Linked DNA regions of Mus musculus: region 2 is linked to region 1. A link is a contact called in ENCODE POLR2A ChIA-PET data. All regions are on one chromosome and are shown on one strand. Each heading gives the region's core, a stretch centred on a gene start or an enhancer-like site at or near the end of the contact. The rest is flanking DNA. Distances are from core to core; before and after follow the strand shown. Region 1 holds the start of Eif4b (eukaryotic translation initiation factor 4B). Region 2 holds the start of Spryd3 (SPRY domain containing 3).

Evidence for each region. ChIA-PET counts read pairs that join two places held with the same protein, here RNA polymerase II (POLR2A).
Region 2: POLR2A ChIA-PET joins it to region 1 with 24 read pairs in Patski. The contact joins the promoter of Spryd3 here to the promoter of Eif4b in region 1. POLR2A ChIA-PET finds 5 or more read pairs at or near these places in 4 of 5 experiments (Patski and embryonic stem cell).

Annotation. Positions count from the first base shown.
Region 1 is chr15:102,071,484-102,076,253 of GRCm38, reverse strand. It overlaps Eif4b (eukaryotic translation initiation factor 4B), which reads right to left and starts at 2,481. Exons shown (of 15, transcript NM_145625.3): 1 at 2,291-2,481. The coding sequence starts at 2,303.
Region 2 is chr15:102,134,141-102,138,910 of GRCm38, reverse strand. Spryd3 (SPRY domain containing 3) reads left to right here and starts at 2,696. Exons shown (of 11, transcript NM_001033277.3): 1 at 2,696-2,775. The coding sequence starts at 2,753.

The sequences.
Region 1 (4,770 bases), core at 1,232-3,731:
TCAGCTCTGAGACAAAGATACTAAGGTCATATGGAAACTAGTATTGTCTCAAATATTTTTTCACCTTACCAAATAGTGATTAAGTTGTATCTGGCATTTTTACAGAGAAAACCCAAGACCCATTTCCAACTCTGAACTGAATTGGAGAGGAGACCTTCCTAGGAGGGCAGATTATTAAAGAAAAAGGAAAGGAGACACCATCAGGGAAATCTTGTAAACCAGTGGATCACAGTCAACAGAATAAAACCAAATACACAACTTACCAGGGTGTCTTTTTCTCTTTTAACTTTTGACTATTTTTTGATTGCACACAGGTTAAAGGACAACCTGCAGGAGTCTGCTCCCACCTCTACTACAAGGATTCTTCAAACTCAAGTTGACAGCATTGGCACCAAGTGCCCCAAACCATCTCCCCAGTCCAGCTATGTCGTTCACCACTAAGAATCTCCCAAGAGGAAATTCATCTAGATTTCTCATTTAGTTAAGACACTAAACTTTAAGCCAAGGAGTATTTTTCACTGATTAAAATACGTTTTTGTAATTTGTAGACGATCCTTTTAGCCATCAATTCCAACTTCGTTCTTGTACTTACAATCTTAATGAGCCCAGCTAGGAACCTGGTGTTTCCAGGACTGTGACTCTGTCTGATCTGCTACCTGCAAACAACGTGACCCTCGACAAATCTTTGAGCAATTTTTCCTCAGCTGGAGAAACCACCAGTTCTTTACATGCTCTCACAGGCTTGTTCAATTAAGTGCTCTACTAACAAAAGCTGTTACCCAGGGTTGGGGATTTAGCTTGGAGTGCTTGCCTGGCACGGCCAAAAACTCTGTTCAATGTCCAGCAATGCAGGGGAGGAAAGGAAGTTCTCATGGCCGAAGGCAGTAGATTCAGTGAGAAAGTTTTCCAAAGACAGAACCCGATTTCCTTGTAATATTAGAAAAGATGGACTTCTGGTTAAGACACTGAATGTTGCCAGGCGTGTTGCTAAACACCTTTAATCCCAACAACCCCAAGGCAAGCCTGGTCAGATAGTCAAGAGCTAAATGAGAGACCTTGTCGCACAGTTTAGGCACAGCAATCCAAAAGGTATTTTTAACAGATTATGCTATAAAAAATAAACTAAAACGAAAACTAATGCTGGGTGTCTAAAAGCCCTCTGGTATTCACAGGTCCACTGCAAATGCCAAAAAAACCCAAAAAGCAAAAAACTTGGAAAACAAAACAAAACAAAAAAACAAAACCCGAAACGACCTCCACAAACCTCACTTGCAATGCAGGGAATATACATTCCACCAAACAAACAAACGCACGCAGAACCTCTAGCCACTATTTTAATAGCACCTTCTGGAAGTTTCCCAGTTATCTGGGAAAATGACAAAAGCTGAATCCTGACACTAAAACTACCCAAAAAATGGAAGTTCTATATAATGCAACGCCCCGATTTCCTTCCCCACCTCTGCCTGGCATATAGTGTGCACTCAATAAAAACTGTTGGTTGAATCAAGAGGTGGAAAGAAAAAGGCACAGGAGAAATCTAGGTGTCTATCCCTACAGCACCTAACACGTGGGAGCACCCTGGGTTCCCTACCCCCAACTATAGTGGGGCCAAACCTAATATGCGTTCGCTTGGGAGTACAGCGGCCGTGCCACGCTCCCAAACCGACTAAAGCTTAAAGTACAAGGTCATAAACGAGCAAAAGCCAGGTCCATCCAGGCTTCCCATCTGGAGTCCAGCAGCGCGTGTTTCTGAGGCGCGCCTTCTCCACCACCTCGCCTCGTCGCCCGTGCCGCGCACGCGCACCGCTGCTTTCATCGGCCCCTCCACAGCCTCGCGCTCGCGTTCTAACTGCACCCCCCCGCCCCCACGAGGGTCCGCAACGGCCTCGCGCCTTGGAGACCCGGCCCAATGTGTTCCGGTCCGCGCGCCAACCGCCTCCTTCCTCCACCCGCGCCTTGGCGCGGGCGCGGTGCTTCACGCCTTTGAGAGCCTCGCGCCTCCCGCACGTCTCTCTGTGCTGCCTCCTCCAATTGAAGGCAGGGTCCACCATTTCTGCCTACTCCAACCTCGCGCAACGGGGTGAAAAGGGTGTGAGGGGGAGGGGAAGGCCTTCCCCTCCCCCTAGACATCCCGAGGCGGTAACCTCAAGCGGCCATGCCGCTAGCCTGCCGCTGCCCCCAGGTCCGAAAGGAGCCGGTGCCTCCTGCCCCCGACCTCCAGCAAGGAGCGGACCAAGCCCGGAGGCTGTTTCCGAGCCTGGTCTTTGGCCACGCTCGGCCGCTCACTCACCTGAGGCCGCCATGTTGGGAGAGGGAGAGAGAACGCAAAGGACCCGGATGAGGCAGTCACGTGATTATAGCGGGCGCGACGGGCTTGGAGACGTGAAACCAGGAGGGGGCGGGGAGCCGAGGACGGAGGCAGAAGGCGGGGCGCCGCCGCCGCGCTGGGTTCGTAAAGCAGCGCGAGGGGGTGGCGCGGCGTCCGACGGGAAGACCTGCGCGACATGTGGCCGAAGGGGTGGAGTCTGAGCTGTCGCGAAACCCTTCGCTTTACGTCGGGCCCGGCGCGGCCGTCCGGTCCGATCTGCGCCCGGGGCGGAGTCTCCTGGCGCACAGACTTGTGGGTGCTGGATCGGCGCGAAGGGCGGGGTCGCACTTGCTGATTCTATGGAACAGAGTGGACTTGGAATCTAGAATGGGTGTGCCACAATTGATTTTTTCCGAAGGGAAGATTCTGAGTTTCTTTTTAAATCACTTTTTGTAAAGACAAAGAAAATATAATGTTCCGTAGAATGGTTTCAATTAAGAAGGTAACATTTGAACCATGGGCTTTTGCCTCATTTAACCCTCCAATGGACTGACAAGGGCCAGCACCGAGTGGCTAGCCACATTTCTTACAGCGAATGCTTCATTTTTTTTAAAAATATATATTTCAAAAAGTGAAACTATTGAACACCAGCCACGTGCCAGGCACTGTTTAACAGACATTTGTGGATATAAAAAGGGATTAAAACTACCTTGAATAAAATACTACAAATGATAAACATTACAGGTAAGTAGGCTAATAGAGTAAAAGGCAGTTGGGTACAACTCCAGATGGCCTGCCCCTCTACAAGAACAGGGAACATTCTTAGCCACTGAGCCACAATTCCAGCTCCTAAAATTTTTTTATGACCCTAAAACATACAAACCATAAAACAAACAAAAAACAAACAAATAAAAACAGGGGTTGGAGAGATGGCTCAGCGGTTAAGAGCACTGACTACTCTTCCAGAATTCCTAGCACCCACATGGCAGCTCACAACTCTAACTCCAGTTCCAAAGGATCTGACACCCTCATATAGACATACATGCAGCAAAACAGCAATGCACATAAAATAAAAATAAATATACTTTAAAAAATGATTTGCAGAAACAGGCATGGTGGCACATACCCTTAATTAATTTATTTACTTATATTTAATTTGGTGTTTTGAAACAGGGTCTCTCTACATAGCACTGGCTGTCCTGGAACTCATTATGTAGACCAGGCAAGACTTTAAATTCAGAGAGCCACCTATCTCTGCCTCCTGAATGCTGGGATTAACAGTATTCATTACCATGCCCAGCTGGCACACATCTCTAATTCCTACAGTTGGAAGGCAGACAAAGGCAAATCTCTATGTATAGAGAGTTTGAGGCTAATTTGGTCTACATATCCAGTTCCAAGTCAGCCAAGGCTACATACACACAGACCCTGTCTCAAAACAAAACTAAACAAAACAAAATAACCCCTAAACCAGCCAACCAAACAAAAACAAAACAAGAAGACAGAAATACTTTTCTTAGCTCAGTATGGAGCACCACATACAAAAGTGGTAATCACCGTGCTTGGTAGATTGAGATAGAAAGATCAGTGGAAGGCAAGCTTTGACTACAGAACAAGTGAAGATCAGACTGGGCTACAAAGAGACAACGAGATCATTTGTCAAGGTTTGATAGCCGTACCTACCCAGTCCCTCTCCTTTAATTTGCTATTGCTTTTCCCCAATGGTTTTCAGCCTGACCACTGTATTAACTTCCTAGCTGGGTTTCTTGCCTGAAGGCTTTGTCTACTGCAATGCATGCAGAATATGGCTGCCACACGTCTTCCTGGAGGAGAGATCTGAACAGTTGCTGAGAAACATGGCCACACTGACATGGACAAAATAAGACTTTTTTTTTTTTTTTTGAGAGACAGGGTCTCTCTGTTTCATACCTTTGGCTGTCCTGGACCTCACTCTGTAGACCAGGCTGGCTTTAAATTCCCAGAGATCCACTTGCCTCTGCCTCCTGGGTGTTAGAATGAAAGCTAAATAAGCTTTTATAAGGCCGTGTGCAACCCACTGCCAAATCACTAATCCAAACCTCTCTCTTTCTCTCTTTCTCACTTTCTCTCTCTCTCTCTCTCTCTCTCTCTCTCTCTCTCTCTCTCTCTCTCTCTTTCTTTCTTTCTTTTGCTTTCTCGCTGTCATTTTGTTGCTTTTGAGAAAAGGTCTCACTATTTAGCCCTGTCTAGCATGGAACTTGCTATGTATATCAGGCTGACTCATAGAGATCCAGATCCTCCTGCCTCCTAAGTGTTGGGATTAAAGGTGTACAACTCTACATCTAGCCCTTTCTTTAGTGCATGCTTGGTGCCCTCAAAGGTCAGAAAAGGGCACCCGATCCCCAGGAACCAGACTTACAGACTGTCTTAAGCTGCCATGTGGAAGCTGGGAACTAAAGTTGGGTCTTTGGCAAAAGCAATGA
Region 2 (4,770 bases), core at 1,447-3,946, 62 kb before region 1:
TAGCTTTTCTCTCTCTTTTTTTTTTTTTTTTTTTTTGTCATTGTGGGGAATGAACCTAAGACCTTGCCCATGTCTGGTAAGTACTCTACTAACTCAGTTACAGCCCTGGTCTTCCTGCCCAGCACTGTAGAGAAGTATCCAGTTAGAATCACATGGGACTCGTCTGAGGTCTAAACACATTGATGCACAGTTGGCTTTAATGAATGAGTGCTGGGTCTGGCGAGATGGTTCAGAGTTACCAAACCTGTGTTTAACCCCTGGGACCCACCTGGTGGAAGGAAAGAAGCAACTCCTGAAGCTGCTCTCTCATCTTTATCCACTTAGGCCATGTCAGGCATGCATTCTACCTCCAGTAAATAAAAAGTAAATACTTATCAAAACAGGTGCATGTCACCACACCTGACATTGCACAGTAAATAAACGAGGCACTGCATAAGAGTGAATCGTGATTAGGCTGTGTTTGCTCTAAGTTATTCTATATTGTGTAAAATGGTGGCTTTCAGGCTGTCTTGCCTTGTGTGACTCGTACAAGTAGTATCTGGCTCTACTTGGAGTGGGACTCTGCATATACATACCACTAGCACTACGTATGAATCCTAGACTGATAACTAAGAGTGAAAAGGTGGCCTGGAGAGATGGCTCAGCGGGTAAAGACATTGACTGTTCTTCCTAGAGGACCCAGATTCAAGTCCCATGAATCCATAGGGCAGCTCACTGTCTGTAACTCACACAGATGGTGCATAGATTATATATATCAATATATGATCTATCTATCTATTTACCTATATACAAAACAGACACATACACACACACACACACATATATATGCAGGCGAAGCACTAAAGTAAATAGTTAATTTAAAAAGTGAAAGGTAGGGCTGGAGAGATGGCTCAGAGGTTAAGAGCACTAACTGCTCTTCCAGAGGTCTTGAGTTCAATTCCCAGCAACCACATAGTAGCTCACAACCATCTGTAATGAGATCTGGTGCCCTCTTCTGTATACATAATAAATAAATAAATCTTGTTTTTTAAAAGTGAAAGGTACCACTCTATAAATGGATCCAAATACAAACGATTGAGACTATACAGTCAGTGGGCGTGTTAAAATCACTTAAGTGTCATCAGGTTCAAGAAAAACGGCGGGAAGTGATGGTGCACGCCTTTAATCCCAGCAGTTGGGAGGCAGAGGCAGGTGGGATTTCTGAGTTCAAGACCAGCCTGGTCTACAGAGTGAGTTCCAGGACAGCCAGTGCTACACAGAGAAACCCTGTCTTGAAAACAACAACAACAAAAAGAATGTATTAAACATAATCAGACCAAGAAACACCCTCAGTTGGACCCCATGAGGAAGGTGTCTAACACTCTGGGGACAGTGGTCCCTACCAACTACCTTGTGTGTGCCTCAAAGGACAACAGAGAAATGCTGACTGTTTCTGGGGCTTCAGCCCAACTGGGGTCCACAGCTGATGGAACCTACTCGCATTACGGGTTGCCCACGTATTCATCCATACCCAGTCTCACATTTTGCCTCTGAAGGTGTTCAGCCCTGTGACCTGCAGCTATGGCTGCATCCCAGGCTGGAACCTTCAGCAGCTCCCCAGCTAGGTTTGTTCTCTGGCTGCAGTGACTTTGCACTCTATCAGCTCTTGTCTCTAGTAAGGCCTCTGAACTCTTGAATTATGCTGTGGCTTCTTTAACCCTTTTCTAGCCATGTTGTTAACCTACATAAGTACACACAGGATATGTAATCTGTGACCCAAGAGTTAGTAATTAATATTAAAGTAAAAGTTCATGTGTTTGGTAAGGGCCCATTATCAATGTAAATCAGGTCTAATTGGCAAATTGCCGCCAATGAAGCTGACATCGCTTGCTGATGTATTTGATACTCAATAAATTTAGATGTGGAAAGACACAAATATGTTCGTTTATGTTTCTGACACAGGATGAGTCTTTCTGGAAAGAATATTCAGTCTTAAGAGCAAAACGTTGAAGTCGTCCAAGAATCCCAATTCCTTCCAAGGACAATCATACCCTTTATAGGAGGTGCATGATAAAGATTAGTATCCTTTCCGGTACATTCTGACCCGAGCTAACTTTTCCTACCAAGCCCAAGCCCAAAGAGCACCCGGGTTTCATCCCACTGTGCCTTTTGCATATGTTCTCTCCTGTTCTGGAACGCCTGTCCTGGAATGAACGAACGTGGTGCAAAGGGGTGCTCCGGAGAGAAGAAAGCATGTGGTGCCAGCCGAGTGCTGCCGCTGTGGAGATCAGCCTCTGGCTTCTCACGCGTAAAATAGGAGATAACATTAAAAAAAAATCCCCCCCCCCATGCCGTTAAGTGGCTCAAAAGGACATTCCAGAGAGGTTTTTAGCATCACTTCTGGCTCTGGGAACACGAAGCTCGCGCACGGGCACAGGGACCTACTCCGCCCCAAGGGAGCCGCCCCTTGACCGCCTCCCTGAGCTCCAGGCGTCCGAGGTGGCGTCCGGGCAGCCACGTCGCCTCCCCCACCCTCCCGACACCAGGGTTCCTCAGACGCCGCCGAGTGTTAGGTACCCAGCTCACCGGGCCGCGCTCCGCACCGCCTGTGCCCTGCGATTGGCTGCTGAGGGCGCCCATCTTCAAGAAGCGCTGCGGATTGGTCAGATTTAGCGGTGGGGGCGGGCCTGACGGAGCAGAGGAAGGGCGGGGACCCGGATGTGTGTGGTGGCGGCGGCCGAAGAGCTACAACGCGGAGCTGAGAGGCCTATGGATGAGGAGGACGCGGCGGCCCCGGTAGGCGGGGATCGGGGGCGGGGTCCCGGAGGCCTCGGTCTCTGCAGATCTCGAGGCGGGGGTCCTGGGCGACGGCTGCGGCCTCAGGGCGGGGCCAGGGGCTCCGGTCACGGGCGTTCCTCTCGCCGCGCACCCTCCCCATTGCAGCCAGGGCCTGTGACGACGGGGCGTAGCCTCATTGACAGGTTAAGGCCGGGTGGTCCCGGGTGTCACCTGAGAGACCCCGCGGTCCTGAGGCCGTGCCCGGACCCAGTGCGGCGGCAGCTGCTTGGTGCTGAGGCTGTCAGGTTCTCGAAGATCCGATGCCTTCAGATCTGGGGCTCCGGCATCTACCTGGGTTCGAGTCCTGGCCCAGGGCCCTGGGGGATCCCAGTGCTGCGCCGCAGGTGTCTGCTCTTGTGGGGCATGTGCTGGTCTGTAGCTCCTGCAGAAGAGCCCCAATGTGCACATTGGGATCGAACTCAGCTTAGCCCAGGATTGCTAAGCACCTACTGTGTGTAGGGCACAGTGCCAGGTGTTTGGGAGGCAGGAAGAAAATATTTCTTCATGGTTTTCCCGCTTTTGGATCTCTGGAAGATTTTATTCATTCATTCATTTACTGGCCTTGCTGGTTGTCTAAATACCGAGAGAGTCCCATGTTTTTCTCCGGTACTGCTGCTGCTTTAGGGGCTGCGGCCCTCTGAATTCTGTTACAACTTGGAGTTAAGATCTGCTAAGTTGTTTTTTCTTTTGTTTGAGACAGGGCCTCACTGTGTAGCCCTGTCTACCCTGGCACACACTATGTAGAGCAGGCTGTTGAAGAATTCAGAAATCCGTTTACCTCTGCGGACTAAAAAGGGCTGGGGTTCTGGCAGAAGAGAAGGCTCAGTGAATTGAACAGCATGGGCTTCAGGCAGGGTGGGGGTACACACTTTAATCCTAGCACCCAGGAGGCAGAGGCAGGCCAGAGTTCAAGGCTAGTAAGTTGCAGGACAGCCAGAGGTACACAGAGAAACCCTGTCTCAGAAAAACAAACAAACAAAAAATTCATACCGTTTCTTGTTTACAATTCCCTAGAAGTTTTTCATTACCCTTGAAATAAAATTTAAAAGTCCTGACTGTGGATAGACTCTTGCTTTACCCTGTTCTTTTTGTTTTTTTAGACAGGGTTTCTCTGTCTAAACCTTGCTGTCTTCTGAAATTTGCTTTGAGACCAGGCTGGCTGCCTCTTAGTCATAGATAACCACCTGCCACTACCTCTGGAGTGTTGGCATTAAAGGCCTGTGCTTCCATATCTTGCCACCTTATTCTACTCTGGTTTTTTTTTTGTTGTTGTTGTTTTGTTTTTGTTTTTGGAGACAGGGTTTCTCTGTATAGCCTTGGCTGTCCTGGAACTCACTTTGTAACCAGGCTGGCCTTGAACTCAGAAATCCGCCTGCCTCTGCCTCCTGAATGCTGGGATTAAAGACCTGCGCCACCACCCACCACCGCCTGGCTTCTTATTTTTTTTTAAGATTTATTTATTTTTTGTAAGTACACTGTAGCTGTCTTCAGACACACCAGAAGAGGGCATCAGATCTCATTACAGATGGATGTGAGCCACCATGTGGTTGCTGGGATTTGAACTCAGGACCTCTGTCTGTGCTCTTAACTGCTGAGCCATCTCTCCAACACCTCCTCTCCCCCCTTACCTTATTGTCATTCACTTTCCCTACATACAATGGCTCTGGTGGGCTGTTTTTCTCTGCCATGACACCTTTTTTCTAACCATGGGCCTGAGCAACTGTTTCTTCTGTATGGAATGGTTTTTGTTACACTGTTACACTGCCTGCCTCTCTTTCAGTTTTTCAGGCAGTACCTCAGAGTCTGTCCCTGTCCGCTATTTTGTTACATCTCTGTGGGTTTTTTTTTTTTTTTTTTCTTCCACTGGTTAAAATGACCATTTGTGGGCTGGAGAAATGGCTCAGTGGTTAAGAGCACTGACTGCTCTTCCAGAGGTCCTGAGTTCAAATCCCA